2 separate regions of the Homo sapiens genome follow, and region 2 is linked to region 1. A link is an interaction called in ENCODE POLR2A ChIA-PET data of the cell type or tissue named here. Cell type or tissue: GM12878. All regions are shown on one strand.

Region 1 (2,500 bases):
ACTGAGCTGCAATCATATAATAGTATAGCATATACAGTTATGTAGAGTACACAATACTTGATAATGATAATAAGCAACTATGTTACTGGTTTATGTATTTACCATACTATACTTTTTATTGTTATTTTAGAGTGTGCACCTATTTATTAAAAAATTAACTATAACACAGCCTCAGGCAGGCCCTTCAGGAGGCATCCAGAAGAAGGCATTGTGACCATAGGAGACGACAGCTCCATGTATGTTATTGCCCCTGAGGACCTCCCAGTGGGACAAGATGTGGAGTTGGAAGACAGTGATATGGATGATCCTGAACCTACATGGGCCTAGGCTAATGTGTGTGTCTGTGTCTTAGTCTTTAATAAAAAGTGAAAAAAAAATTTTAATAGAAAAAAGCTTATAGAATAGGGATATAAAGAAAGTATTTTGTATAGCTGTACAGTATGTTTGTGTTTTAAGCTGAATATTATTACAGGAGAGCCAAAAAGTTACAAAAAAATTAAAAAGTTTATTAAGTGAATAAGTTACAGTAAAGTAAGGTTAATTTATTATTGAAGAAATAAATGTAGTGTTCCCTAAGTGTACAGTGCTCATAAAGTCTATCATAGTGTGCGGTACAGTCCTAGGCCTTCACATTCACTCACCACTCACTCACTGACATCAGAGCAACTTCTAGTCCTGCAGGCTTCATTCGTGGTAAGTGCCCTGTACAGGTGTACCACTTAAATAACTTTTAAAATACCCTTCACTCTGATGTTTGCATAATGACAAAATCGCCTAATGACATAGCCCTGTAGTTAAGTGACACATGACTGTATATACATTCTATCATGTATGTACATATATGACATTATGTTAATATAAAGACTAATACAGCGTAGTTCATAGGAACAAGGTTCATCTTACCTGTGGCTTAGCAGATGTTGGGCACAGTTTTGTGGGCTATGTAAAGTAGGTAGGCTCCAAATTGCCAAAAATAGATTTCTCTGGACTATATTTAAAGCAATCAATGTGGAAGAATTTGAGTTTGGTGCCAGTGGGCTTTGAGCTAGTGGTCTAGCCTGCTGTGAAGGCCTAAACAACATTGTAGGCCAACACACGAGGCCACGTCTGGCTCATTTATATAACTGCTATGGAGGAAAAAGAGGAGAGTCTTTCATCAGTAAACATCTCAGTAGCTAATGGTGCTTTCCCTAATTCTGGGGTTCTTTCTATTACGAGGTGGCAATGAGCTTGCGGTTGTATGTTTGCTGTAAACTCTTTGTCACCCTTGCTTGTCTACACCACACCAGGCTGGAGAGGGAAGCGAGGGCTCAGGTAACGGTGGCAGCAGTTATAAAAATAGCTGAATCCTCTCGGCCACCATCCCCGTTCTGGATTTTCCCTGGCAGAGTTCCAGGCGGTTCCACGTGCTTTCCCTGGCTAGCAGCCAGTTTAGTGCACCCACTACAGCCACTGGTGTGTTTGCTTAAAAATGTTTTTCTTGTTTTCTGATTAAAATATGTGAAATGCTTATCATAAATCATCTGGGAACAGGAAAATAGAGACTTAAAAGTGACCTATATCATAGATAAGTGCTAACACTTTGATGTACTTTTTCTTAGTCTTTTAAAGGGCATGTTTATAATATTGAACATCATTACTGCTTTGTATTCAGGTTTTTGCACCTAAGTTAAGTCATATGCCTTTCCTGTGTCATTAAATATGTTTTTGAAGCATATTTAATGCTAGCATGAAATTACACTCTATGGTCATAGTATGTTTGTCCAGTTATTGGACATTCAGGTTGGTACCCAACTGGCCCACTGGTAGCCAATGCTGCAGTTGCTACTGGGGCCCAGGCCACCCCTGCTGCTGTGCCTCCAGATGAGACTGGAAAGGGCTCCTGCCCCATCAGTGTTCACACTCCTACACATCAAAGTAAAAAGCTCTTTCTTGGTTTCTTTCTGCATCTCTGATCTTATGACATTTCATTAAGCTCATTCTATCAAAAGAATACAAACCTTCTCTCTGAGAACTGGTGAAACTTCCAAAAGCCAATAAAAACAAACTGGTTTGGAAAAGGAGAGAAAGCCTGGGCTGAAAAAAGGCTACAAGGGTGACAACTGAGGCACTGTCTCAATAAGGACACTGTGCAGAAACTTGATGTGTTCAGGCTAAATTTATGCCAGAGCCCACAGTGGGCCACTTCACACCTGTGGCTGTTATTAAAGAAGAAAAATAACAAATGTTGGCATGGATGTGGAGAAATCGGAACCCTCATAGATACCAGTTGCTGGTGGGAATGTAAAACGGTATGGTTGCTGTGAACACATGGAGTGGTTTCTCAAAAAGTTAAACATAGAATTACCATATGAACAACCAGTTTTACTCATAGGCATATACCCAAAAGAGCTGAAAGCACGGACTTGTACACATACTTATACATCAATGTTCATAACAGCATTATTCACAGTAGCCAAAAGGTGCAAACAAACCAAACACGTGTCAACGAGTGAATGGA
Region 2 (2,500 bases), 150 kb before region 1:
CCAGAAAAGTGAAAAACCTTGCAGGTTACACCAAACAATCTAGATACTAAGCTTAATATCTCTAAGCAAGACTAGTATATCATCTGTGTTTTCAAAAGGATTCCCTGATTATCAATGTGGAAACTGCACTGAATGGCTGAAGACAAGAAGATAATAACATGAGATATAAGCTGAAAGACAACCTAAACAGAAAAGTCAAATTTTATGGCTTGGGTGACTCCTGGAGTAAAATAAATAACAAGAGTTTTGGGGGCAGGATGGGAAATGAGAGTTTAGTTGAGGACAAGATTAAGTTTGAAGTCTCTGCTGTTACTCAGGTGAAGCTCCCAGGAGGCAGTCACTTACATCATGGAAACCATAAACTATGGGAGATCCAGATTTGAAGAGTCAATATGAGTGAAGCCATGTGAATAGATCATTCGAAGAATTTTTAAAGTAAAATGAATTACAGATCAACCTCAAAAGCAGCTTGTCTACTAAACAAGTACTGTGTGCTACACACTGTTATATAAACTCATGGTAAAAACTGTAATAAGCCCCAGGAAGAAAAAATACAGGAAGTTACAACAGAATATAATTTAGATTGAAGAAGAAAGAAAAGCTTCTCTAAGAGACTAGCTTGGGTGTGTTTCTACAACAGTCTAGGCAAGAAAATGAAAAGTAGGTAAATTTAATTTGGAGGTAGAAATCAAGCGGTCTTGGTGACAGATTAGGAGAAAAAGTGTTGGTAAAAAGGAGGAGTTAAGGACATTTCCTAGTTTTCTGCCTGTGTGAAGGACTCCCCATCACTAAAATGGTCAAAAGCAGATTTGCGGTATTATCACAAGTTCAGTTTTAGACATGTTCACTTTGAGATGCTTGAAAAGCATTCTACTAGATAGAGGTATGTGTGTTTGGAGCTTAGAGAAACAGCTGAAAGAGTCTCTGGCATAGAGAGATAATACATGAAGTCATGGGAACAAAGGGGCTATCCTGGAGAGTATTATGACATGGTCCAGACAAAGCAGCATCACAAAGCCTTCCATCCCCGAAAGCATTTCAAGAAGGACATAATCAAAGGGTTGCTAAAGGTCAAGTAAGAGGAAGGCTGAAAATGTCTTCCGAATTTCACGCTAGAGACCTTAACATGCAGTCCCTCAAATGGAGAACAGGGCTGAAAAGGGATGAGAAGAAAAGCACCAGAGAAGTTTTGTGTAGTAAACCACTCATGACATCTGCCTGTAAAGATGTACGATAGGGAGTACCTATAGCACAAGGATGTATGAAGAAGCTTGAAGGACAAAAGAGCCACAGGAAGAATCCAGGAAAGAGCATAATTAGTTGAAGATGCAAGTATGAAACAAGAATCAAAGAAAAGGCTCTAGAGCAGAAGGAAACAGACTCTAGAACACTTACTGTAGAGGGACTGGCTTTGATGGAAGAAAGGACACTTTGTTGTATGAGGAAGGAAGGAAAAAAGAACACCCGTGCAGACTGATTTAAAAGATGACAGCACATTTCTTACTCTTGGCAAAGCTTTCTTGTAGGTCTAACTACTGTTTAAACTATTTTTTTTTTTTTTTTTTTTGAGACAGGGTCTCGCTGTCACCCAGGTTGGAGTGCAGTGGTACAATCACAGCTCACTGCAGCCTCAACCTCCTGGGCTTCAGATTCTTGCCACCTCAGCCTCTCAAAGTGTTGCGATTACAGGCATGAGCCACTGTGCCCAGCCTAAACAATTTATTGTTTTAAGTGACTGTCAGGCAGTCAAATCTATAGCAATGGTCACACTACCTCCACCATTAGCTCTTCTGGCATGCCAACCACTAATATCACCTGCACCTCCAGTATCTAGCAAACAGTAGGTTACAGTCAATACTATACTGCTGAGTTCTGTACTGCTTTGAGGAAATTAGATTCCTGTCTTTTACATCTTTAATATTAATAGACTCATACAATCAAAATTCCACAAAAAGGCCGATTTTCATATAGGTTGTATAACCCCAAATCCCTCTAAAAACACCACCAGGCTAATTTTTCTGGAAGTAAAATAGTTTGACTTGGCTAAAAATGTTAAAGTCCTCCAAGACACTCACACTTAAAAGGCCAAAAATAATCTCTCAACATACCTCTGTCTAATTTGGTCCAGTTTTTCAGGGTCTGTAATGACCACCTGTACACCAAGCTTCATTTTTGTTTTTTGCAGGCTGAAGTCAAGGCAAGCAATTTTTGCATTTACGATTCTCTTGGGCATGCCTACAATTGAACATAAGATTAAGTTAATACGTCTATCCTTAAAAGCATAATAAAGAGTACCTATAATCGATTGTATGTAAACACACAAATTTAGACTAATTCATTGCATTTTATCTTAGAAAAATTTTATGGCATTAAATGCACGTAATTTCTTTTAATTCACATTCCTTCTACCATGTTGTATGTGCTTTAAATTACAAAAAGATGTACTGCACATAATCCACAAAAAAACATTTTTTATTTTTTTTTTTTTTTGAGACGGAGT

The links. Peaks named below come from ENCODE experiments on the same cell type or tissue, not always from the same donor. Only the 100,000 strongest peaks of a DNase experiment are listed, where the experiment ranks them.
Region 2: POLR2A ChIA-PET joins it to region 1 with 5 read pairs; 2 of 35 experiments call an interaction of 5 or more read pairs at or near these places.

The regions. Positions count from the first base shown.
Region 1 is chr6:159,928,706-159,931,205 of GRCh38, forward strand. No RefSeq gene overlaps it. Among named protein-coding and RNA genes, the nearest start is that of MAS1, 39 kb to the left of the region's middle. In GM12878, no CTCF peak of the experiment used is centred here; a DNase peak (open chromatin) is centred at 1,276; H3K27ac peaks cover 1,990 bases.
Region 2 is chr6:159,781,833-159,784,332 of GRCh38, forward strand. It overlaps TCP1 (t-complex 1), which reads right to left. Exons shown (of 12, transcript NM_030752.3): 7 at 2,109-2,235. Among named protein-coding and RNA genes, the nearest start is that of SNORA29, 2.6 kb to the right of the region's middle. In GM12878, no CTCF peak of the experiment used is centred here; no DNase peak of the experiment used is centred here; H3K4me3 peaks cover 592 bases.